Linked DNA regions of Homo sapiens: region 2 is linked to region 1. Evidence: read pairs that join two places in POLR2A ChIA-PET (ENCODE). Cell type or tissue: A673. All regions are shown on one strand. Each heading gives the region's core, and the rest is flanking DNA. Links, peaks and the distances in the headings are about the cores only. Region 1 has its middle 10 kb from the start of GPC6. Region 2 overlaps GPC6 (glypican 6).

Region 1 (5,391 bases), core at 218-5,217:
GGATCTCTGTATTTGTTTGCCCTTCTTGAGGCCTTTTACTCTACTACCTTTTATTTCTTGTCCAATTTAATTTTTAAATAATTTTAAACATGAAAGGAATCTGAATTCAATAAAGCTCTAGAGTGGAGGCTCATGAGGGCAGAGACACAGCCTGTAGTTTCACAATTTTATAACAAGTTCTAGCATAATGATTCTGGGAATGAATGGCTGAATGAACAGTCTATTTAGAGAAGTCAGAATGGCAACAAATTGTGTAGTTGAAATCATAGACTGAGGAAGACTGCCAGTCCTGCCATAACATTGCAGAACCTGAGGCAAGTGTACAAATGGGAGTCCACAGAAGGTATTGCCTGTAGATTGACAATCAGAGCTCCTGTCCTATTCACTACACCAAACTGCAGAGTCCTCTGGGTTTCCAAATGTCTTTTTCAAAATTTTCTGTCTTCCTCTAGTATCTCAGATGACCAGGACTGGCGTGCCCCTTTAGGTATGGTGTCCCAAACCTAGACCTGGACTTGCATAGGCATTGCACCCATTTCTCCCATTTGGGATGCTCTCCAAGCTTATAATCACTCTCTCTTGTTTATCCATGCATGCACATATTTATGTATACACACTCTTTCTCTCTGTCTCTCTATCTCTCTTTTTGACGTGGGTTGTCCAGAGGCTTCAAATTGCTCAAGGACTCACTCTTGTATGGTCATTCTGGGGTTCTGACTGTGCTGTTTATGGTTTACTGGAGAGTCACTCCCTTTTGTCTCTTGCTGGGAGCACCGACAGCTTCAGTCTGTGTCTGAGTCTGTGCAATTCAGGGACCTGGGAACAGCTGACATTGCAGAGGTCATACAGAGGCATGGTGGTCTTTTGTGATATCTCCCAATTTTAAATGATGACACTGCTTTAAATTATTTCAAGGCCAACAAAACACATACGTGTGTCAGATCAGTCCCTGGGACTGCCATTTCATATTATAGAACCTTGAATATTAAAAGGGCTACTTGAATTTCCCTGTATCTTCTCAAGGCATGTTCCCTAAATTTCTTGACAGGGCCCTGGACAGTAAGACTCCCCTAGAAGCCAGAGGTTGGCATGGAAGAAAACTACCTTTAGTGACTCAGATTGATTTAGATTTTTTGAATGATAAAGGCAACTGTGGGACACATGTCTCCCTGGACCAGAAAAATACAAGACAAACACAATTGTAATGTCTAGTAGGGAAGCTTACCATATTTTTTTCCTACTTAGCTCACCAGAGGGTCTTGACGGTCCCTGATAGGCTAAACTTTGAGTGGCTCAAAGCCTGAGACCAGGGTTTGTTAACTACTGGGGCACAGTGCACTCAACAATTGCTCGTAGGACTTATTTGATAGGAAAATATTGTAAGTGTACATATATATATATTCTTTTTTTTTTTTTTTTTGAGATAGAGTTTCACTCTGTCGCCCAGGCTGGAGTGCAGTGGCACAATCTCAGCCCACTGCAACTTCCGCCTCCTGGATTCAAGCAATTCTCTGCCTCAGCCTCTCGAGTAGCTGGCTAATTTTTTTGTATTTTTGGTAGACACGGGGTTTCACTATCTTGGCCAGGCTGATCTTGAACTCCTGACCACCTGCCTCGGCCTCCCAAATTGCTGGGATTAAAGGCACCCCCCACCACGCCTGGCGAATTTTTTTGTATTCTTAGTAGAGATGGGGTTTCACCATCTTGGCCAGGATGATCTTGAACTCCTGACCTCATGATCCACCCGCTTCAGCCTCCAAAGTGCTGGGATTACAGGCATGAGCCACTGCGCCCAGCCGTGTGCTTATACTTTTATAAATATAAGCTGTTATTTCCTTCAAAATCATTGTCCACATACCACTTTTGTAGTATATATGTATATTTTTAAAATCTCACAAATTTACTATTACTTTTTGTCTTCTAGCATGTTTTTGTTGTCCTGACAACTGCTATCCACTTAGTCAGTGTATGGGTTGTCAGCTGAGATAACAAACAAATCAATTCTCATCTTTTAAATTTCTAAGTATTCTCTTAAACTTAATGCAGAGATGGCAGTCTTAGCAGCCACGGCTTTTGATTTGTAAGAGCTAGAAGCATTCAGAAAGAGGAAAGTTTCTTTTGAGCTCCAAGAGGTCTAAGATCTGAAGGAAGCAAGATCTGTTGTATAGGCCATAAGCAATAGATTAGAGAGAATGCAAAATACATGCAGCAAGAGCCATTTCCTTGTCCCATCCTAGCTAAAAATGCTGAGAGGAGTGGGAGAGACAATACTGAAGGAAGCAAGTAGCTGACAGAGTTTCCCCTGTGTCCTGTCTATAGGCTGAACCATAATGGGATTAGGGCTTCTACTGGGTAAAGATGTGTATTCTGACTTTCCCATCTGGAGACATTCCTAGTCTGTAGCCTCTCTGATATACTTTGTATTACAATGACATGGGAGCTTTGAAACAGAAGGAATGCAGGGGCAAAGTGAGGGACATGCAGAGAGGTGCAGGAGGCAACCCAGCCTTCCCATGCAATCAACAAAAGGGCAGAGGTAAGTTGAGATGGAGAGAAAAAAAAAAAAAGAAAAAAACACGCTACTGGAAGTTCACACACACTCTTGTGTGTGCAGGAAGTCTAGGTCAACAGAGGGGTAGTGCAACCTAGGATACAGTGTAGACTAGACAGCCAGGGACTGGACAAAAATCCACTTCTCAGAGAATGCCAGTCTAGAACATAGCAATGACCAAGAATTAGATGATTGATGTGTTTTCACCAATGTCTGGCTGTCTCATCATATCCTCATGGGAAAAAAGAACTCTCTCTGGGAAGGCAGGTATGTCTGAAAAAATTCTTATGTGACTAAATCTACCTGGAATTGGCAAGACAAAATTTTCTCCTACTGAGTAGAAGAGAGATCTGAAATAGAACTCAAATTCTGTTACAGGAAAATAAAGGAGGTTCCATTTCTTATACCTGAGTTTGTGGCCTGTGAAAATGCATGACCATTGTACAAATATAAAATTTTCCATCTGAGCTGCTACCAATTGCAATACATAATAGTTTTGCATGATGGTTAAGTAATCCTTTAAGTAAATTTGAAGAACATGCTTTGCCCGCAAAAATGGAAAAAAAAAATCTAGAAATCTTCTTGCCAAAGTCCAAAGACTTCTAATGAATATTTCAATTCAATGTTGTGAGGCCCTATATTTTTGTTGAATGGTGAAGTACGTGTGATTCATTAAGCTCTCATTCATTATGAAAATAGACTAGCAAATTATATCCTTTGTAAGTAAAATCATTATGAACATAATTTACAAAATAGTTTAAGTTCTTTCATGATCTTTCTAAAGGAAAAGCCAAATAGTTTTAAACACTTTGCAAGGGCATTATCATTTAAAAATCTTAGATCTTACTTCTCGTTAGTTATTTTTTGAAATATTTCTTGGGCAAATATCTAAATTTGGTTGTAATTTGCACAGTCTAAAGTATTTTTTATGTGTGCCCCAGAGAATCATGATCACTATGTTTTCGAGTGTAAAAGTAAAAATGAAATTCTGGTTTCTTACTGTATTCAAATGTTCTTTTCTTTTCCTCTCAAATTTGTGTAAGCCTATCTTGCCCCTTAGAGACTGTAACATGATCCTTCATCTCTTCAATTTTTGTATTAAATCATTATTTTTGAACTTGCAAAAGCAACATATAAGTCAGGCAGCAAGTTACAAGTTTAAAATAAGCTGGCTTAACCCTCCATGGGGTTTGAAAATCAGTTATCTACTTAAATTAAGGTAGAAGTCAGAGCTGATTTAGTGTCCTTCTATGCTATGCACACTCACAATACTGTTCATTACCACGAACATGCCGGTACATGTTTGTTTCCCAGGAAAAATAGAGCCCTATTCATTATTCATAGAGGTCCTCCTGTACAGTAAAGACATTCATTCTCTAATGGCTCTATGACTAGGGTGTTGTGAAGCCCAAAGATGTTTTTTTTGGAAGACAGTTTACCAATTAAAAGCAAACAGCATTGGATTGCTTAGTAATGTCCTCAACATTGATTGGCTGTGATTGCAAATGAACATCAGGAGAAATCCAAAGGCACATCGCCGCCTGTTTCTATGCTTGCTTGCTTGCTTCAGACACCTCCCTGGAAACAGATCATTAGTACATGGAACTTCCAACCGGCTAGCTCAGACTTTTTTTTTTTTTTGCTTCAAGTAACTTAAAAAATATGCACCAGATTTGCTTTCTCACAAACATTTAATTATTTCCCCCTGAAATGTAATAAAATGTGCGAAGTTAATATAGAAGCAAGTTTTAAAAATGATTGCCTGGAAGTGAGTTCAGATTGTGAAGGCAAATAGACCATATTCTTCAAGTAAAAAACAATGATGTGTTATATGAAGCTAAATACAATAGAATTCTCTGTGGCTGATAAAGAACATAGGATGTCAGCCTTACATGTTTGATGTAAATTCAGCAAAATTAAGCTTAGATTTTGACTTACCAGTAAACAATAGAGATCAAGATCAGTGCTATTTTCCTATCCATAGGTCTAAAAATTATTAATAGTTGATATTTATTATGCAGGCTGTAAACCCAGAATGTGACACAGTTGGGCTTAATGTAGTCACACAATGGTTAGGAAACTTTCCTCAATGTGGAAGATGGAAGTATGTTTGTGATCATTTTAAGGAATCTAAACTAAAACAAAATCACTTATGCATAAAAATCTTAATTGAAAATGTTGGCATTGACAAAGAATATGCCACAGGTTTGTCTGGCCATATGGCAGAGTTGTTTTCCTGACTTAGTAGAAAGCAGATTTTATTGCTTAGTTCTTGTACTTATTCATACTGATGACTAAGTTGAAGAAACAAATTTTCTTTGTCTTTCTGATGTCCACGTATATTCACTCCAATCATGAAGGGGAATGGTTGGAGTTTGAGAACCTACGTAAATAAGAATGGAATATTTTCTTTTAAATGGCCTAATAGATGACATTCATTATAAAAGAATCAGACATTATAAAAGAATCAGCCTGGTTGTTGGTATGTTACCGGACTGATGTTGTTGACTTGGTTCCATTAAGATTTTTGAGTTTTTCTTTGTAGAATGGTATATTAATATCATCAACCTGGCTGTTTTCTCCTACCCTGTCTTTCTTTCCTATTTTTTTTTTTTTTTCTTTTTTAGACAGAGTCTCACTCTGTCACCCAGGCTGGAGTGCAGTGGTATGATCTCAGCTCACTGCAACCTCTGCCTACAGAGTTCAAGCAATTCTCCTGCCTTAGCCTCCCGAGTAGCTGGGACTACAAACTCATACCACCACGCCCAGCTAATTTTTGTATTTTTAGTAGAGATGGGGTTTCACCATGTTGGCCAGGCTGGTCTTGAACTCCTGATCTC
Region 2 (5,391 bases), core at 53-5,052, 54 kb after region 1:
GCAAGTACAGTTCCTGCCTGCAGGGAAATGAAGTGTGGAAGAGAGTCGATGGAGCCTTTCTTGCTACGTAAAGACCAATTCTCGGTGAATTTAGGAAAGAGAGTAGTGGAATGCCTCCTCTAAGCACTTGACTAATTTTATGTTAGTGCTGTTTGCTGCATCTATATTGGACTTCTTTGGAAGCACGTGCATATGAGCTTCCTTGATAAGATTGCCTAAGGGAAGCCAGAGAGGTCTTTTCAGAATGTCATTCCCCTGGTTCAGACAGGGGAATGCCTCTAGAAAGACATCATTGCTCAACCTTCCACTCCCAATCTGCTGACCACAAGCCCCTGTGTCCCAAGACCCACTTCTATGCTCTCTTCTCTGCCTCCCTTTCCTTCAACAAGTTCCCTGCTGTGCATTCTTCGAATTTAGCTCAAGCCTCCTGTTCTCTAGGAATCCTGACTGGAGCTTTGCCAAGGTCAGAACCTCTTTTCTTCCCCTTTTAAAGTCTTTTCTGGGGAGCATTAGTTACGATTGTCATACTCACACTTAGTTGAAACAAATAAGGTAACAATTATTAAATTTACAAAATATATAAAATAAATTAATGTTTTATCATTGAAACAGAGAAGAATCAGGTTAAAGGTAGGTTTGGAAAGACATAGTTGACCTAGAGAGAAGATGCGTTTGTCTAGCAATATTATTTTCAGAGTGATTATGTACTCGATGAAAAGTTTGGAGGCATGTCACAAGTTTGGAAATAATCTAATGTTGTATTGACTTTTCAGGGTTCTATTAGTGAAAACACAATCAAACTAAATTTTGATATATTAAGACAGATGTATAAAGCCTATAATTTTTGAAATCAGTATCCACCTGACATTTATCTCTCATTCCATCAGCTGAACATTTGGATATTGATTTCTAATTTTGTATTTATCAATATAATGAATATTGACTGCCATAATGATGTCTCAATGACATTTCGCAGCCCTAGAGTAACTTACAAATAAAGAAGTAGATTAAGGCCTTTGCAATTCTATTGTCCTGTGTTTCTTATTGTAATTCTGTCTGCCTTTCTCCCACCTTCTTTTGCTTTTTCTGTTTCAATTAATAACTTGCTAGAAGATCAACAGAAGCCAACTGTATAGAAATATTTGTGGTAGGCCGGACACGGTGGCTCACGCCTGTAATCCCAGCACTTTGGGAGGCCAAGGTGGGCGGATCACGAGGTCAGGAGATCAAGACTATCCTGGCTAGCACGGTGAAACCCCATCTCTACTAAAAATACCAAAAAAAAAAAAAAAAAAAATTAACGGGGTGTGGAGGCGTGAACCTGGGAGGCAGAGCTTGCAATGAGCCTAGATTGCGTCACTGCACTCCAGCCTGGGCGACAGAGCAAGACTCCATCTCAAAAAAAAAAAAAAAAAAAAAAGGAAATATGTGTGGTATGATATGAGTAAGTTTAAAAGAGATATGAGTAAGTTTAAAAGTCCCCACACAGCTGGGCATGGTGGTTCTTGCCTGGAGTCCCAGTCTTTGGGAGGCTGAGGATTGCTTGAGCTCAGGAATTCCAGCACAGCCTGGGCAGCATAGTAAGACTATGGCTCTCAAAAAAAAAATTAGCCAGGCATGGTGGCATGAGCCTGGAGTCACAGCTACTTGGGAGGCTCAATTGGGAGGATTGCTTGAGGCCAGCAGTTCAGGGTTGCAGTGAGCTGTGATTATGTCACTAATCTCCAGCCTGGGTGATAAAGTGAGACCTTTTCTCCTTAAAAAAAAAAAAAAGGCCCCACATCACCTAAGATTTTATGTTGCTTCTCCTCAATTAAACATGGTATGTTTCTCACTTTTTCTGAGGTTTAAATATATGAGTTTATGTCTATATATACATGTACATAATTACATATGTATATCTTTATAGATATGTAGATAATATTTATATAATATCAAGGGTTCAGAGAGTGTGCATTATAAAGCAATGTGCTTTTTACTCCACTTAACAGAGAATTAAACATTGTTTTATTTCTGTATACCTGGAACATGTTTTCTCCTCTTCTCTGTAAATTGCTTCCAAATCCAAAATGCTTTTGAATTCTACTTATAGTTCTCACTGAAGCATTTCCAGAATCCCTTATTTAGAAGCCTCTTCTGCCTTTTATACCAGGCTCCCATACATTTTATATCTCTGTCCTAGCATTTTCACATTTTCCTTCTTTTAAAATTTATGTTTATTTTCCTCAAAAAAAAAAAAAAAAAGCTCCAAGTGGACAGTCCCCCCAGTGTGATATGTAAACTTTTGAGCTTTACAGAGTCAACAACAACACTGCCTCTCCTTCACTTCCATAGTTTAGCACCAGATGAGAAGCAGTATAGAAAAGACAGATAAATGGAGATTAAAGTGACAGATGGAGATTAAAGCTGATTGTAGGTCTGTATTTAGATCTTAGGTTGAAAGGGCTTTCTGCCAATTTCCAGCAGAATTTAATAGACTTGCACCCGTAGTTAATGGTACATCTGGACAATCAGAAGCCTCTGCTGTGTTCCTTCTGGGCAAAAAGCAGAAGAGAAAGCAAATTCATTCAAGGGGCAGGGAGTGTTTGTGTTGCAAGCCTGGTTCCTACTTCTAATAATCATTCCTCCTTCCCTAGGTAGAATTGACTGACAGAGCAGGAGAGAGGCCTGGCGTATTCTAACAGAAATGTCTCTACAGGAAACTTTAGGGCTAGGGAAAGAAAGTTCTACTCCACTGTAGACCTCCTATCTCTTGACCTTTATCTTCTGCTTTGTGTAATTTTAACTCAACTACGTTACAAAACATTGGTTTAATGATCAAATCTTCTATTTGTCTCCCTGTGCTGCCTGCCCTCCCCCAAGACAGTGAAGGTATTGTCTGGAAAACACTGAAGAAAAACTTTTCATTCTGAAACAACTAAGGTTTAAGGCAAAAGTATTCAGACATCTTTGACTATCAAAATTACATCCTAGATAAACCCTAAGACAGTTGATAAAATGCAGGCGTGACATGTATCAGATACAGCTTTAGAGTATAGATGTACTCTTACACAGAGATCTAAAAGTAAAACATATGACTGGAAAGGGACTGTATAAGTAAATAATACAACCATGCTTAGAATTCTTGAGGACGATCAAGTGAGTGGTTTAAATATTTACTTTACTCAGCTTTTTCTTGAGCTTGAGCAAATCAGTAATACTATTTATTAGATACAGAAGTGAATTTTGCCTGGAATATCATAGAATTTGGAAAGAAATATGAATAAAATATCCCAACCTTTTGAGTATTCCAAGTGATGTTTTATAATGAGAAATAGTAATACTTGGTAGACAAAGAACTGATTTTCCTTTCATAGACTGTTAAAATTTAATTATAGTGCTTTTCAGAATAAAGAACCAAGACTTGCTGACTACCATGGCAGACCATTAATTAACTCCTTTAGTTACTTACAGTAATCATAACTAATAAACTATATGACATTACATCTTAAGTTTTATAGATTCTGGAGTCAAGTTTGTTTTGTGCTGTGCTGATGGGATTATAGTCATTTATTGAATATCAAGAGGTAGTTAATTTTTTTTTCGCTTGTATTAGGGAAAAATAAGCTGTAGTTTTTTACTTGATATGAATTCTTCATTTGATAATGGGGTAAATTGGATTGTATAAACTAGACCACTTTGGGGCATATTATTTCTGAAATGTGACTAGTTTGAATAAGATAATTATAGTTCAGTGGTAATTTTAATGACTTAGCTTTGGGAATATGTAAGTTGTCTTTAGATGGCAGATTTACCAAATGAATAAGATAAACAAAACTAAAACTGGTTAGGGATTTAACCATGATATATAAATTTATTTTACATTCTAACTTGCCTTTTAAAAATTCCAATGATAGTCACTTCATTTGAGAAATAATTTATAGACCAATGAATGTGAAAAATTTTAAGCACTGAAATTTGAGAGGAAATTGAAGAATGAGGTGATTCATTGTCTGTGTGTATATATATATATATATATATATATATAACTTAGAAAATGTTTGAATGGTATGATTAGAATGGAGTCATAGTGTTTTGCAAAACATGGATTGTTGAAATACAAAAATCCAGGTTTTGAAGATTATTAAATAATTCATGTAAGATATCAGAGTGGAGCTCCAACAATTTGTTCTACTCTTATTTGGATATAATGTCTGTGAGTGATTCCGTAAATGAGGTCATAAATATTCATCTATTTTATCACTGGCAATAGCTGAGAATCTCTGAACAGACAGTGGACCACAGAATTCAGACCCTCTATGCCTGTGCCTATCCATTGACTTATCCAACTTTATTTCCATGTTAGATACCAGCAGTTCAGAAACATTTGTATTTCCCAGCTGCGGAAACAGAATTATGCTTCTTTCTATTAGGATTTGAAAAAGCTGGTATTTGATTATCCATAAAATGCAGTAAGGTGGTAGGTTTTATTCTCATTAAAAATGTAGGACAAAGGAAAAATAGGCAGTGTTTAAGGAAAAGAAGTTTTTTACCCTTCTCAACAAAAGCTGAAATGCAACAAAAGCCGAAATGACCTGAAATGCAACCTGTAAAGTCAAATGTGAATACACTGTATGCTAGAAAGGCAAATTGTCTCCTGAGGACTAGGAAAAACCTTTTAGTTCTCTCTGACATCTAGGAATATGTTTTCCAAGTGATTTTTACAAAAAGATAGTCTGAATCTTATCTAAATCATATCTAGGTAAAAAGAATTGCACTTTAAGAGAGATATTATAAACATTGAACACATAATCCATTAGTATTATTTCAGTTGTAATAATAGACATACAATCCTTTGCTGATAGAACTCGTTTGCCTAAAAGTTAAAAAAAGTACTGTACATAGGCTGGGCGCGGTGGCTCAAGCCTGTAATCCCAGCACTTTGGGAGGCCGAGGTGGGCGGATCACAAGGTCAGGAGATCGAGACCATTCTGGCTAACACGGTGAAACCCCGTCTCTACTAAAAATACAAAAAATTAGCCGGGCGTGGTGGTGGGCGCCTGTAGTCCCAGCTACTCGGGAGGCTGAGGCAGGAGAATGGCATGAACCCGGGAGGCGGAGCTTGCAGTGAACCGAGATTGCGCCACTGCACTCCAGCCTGGGCGACAGAGCGAGACTCCGTCTCAAAAAACAAACAAACAAACAAGTACTGTACATGTCAAAGCTTTACTGTTTATCATAGAAATTTTAGGTATTTTGATGTTGTGGATTTCTGTGCATGATACTCCCTTTAAGATCAACTGATTGATTGCCTCATTTTTATTTTTTATTTTTTTATTTTATTTTTATTTTTTGAGACAGAGTCTCACTCTGTTGCCTAGGCTGGAGTGTGGTGGTGCGATCTCGGCTCAC

Evidence for each region. ChIA-PET counts read pairs that join two places held together with the same protein. Peaks named below come from ENCODE experiments on the same cell type or tissue, not always from the same donor. Only the 100,000 strongest peaks of a DNase experiment are listed, where the experiment ranks them.
Region 2: POLR2A ChIA-PET joins it to region 1 with 9 read pairs; 5 of 35 experiments call an interaction of 5 or more read pairs at or near these places.

The regions. Positions count from the first base shown.
Region 1 is chr13:93,213,937-93,219,327 of GRCh38, forward strand. It overlaps a transcript of GPC6 not described here. Among named protein-coding and RNA genes, the nearest start is that of GPC6, 10 kb to the right of the region's middle. RefSeq lists an enhancer at 3,918-4,430. In A673, for the core only: no CTCF peak of the experiment used is centred there; no DNase peak of the experiment used is centred there; H3K27ac peaks cover 649 bases.
Region 2 is chr13:93,268,494-93,273,884 of GRCh38, forward strand. The region is part of intron 1 of GPC6 (glypican 6); the gene reads left to right. Among named protein-coding and RNA genes, the nearest start is that of GPC6, 44 kb to the left of the region's middle. In A673, for the core only: no CTCF peak of the experiment used is centred there; a DNase peak (open chromatin) is centred at 2,448; H3K27ac peaks cover 656 bases.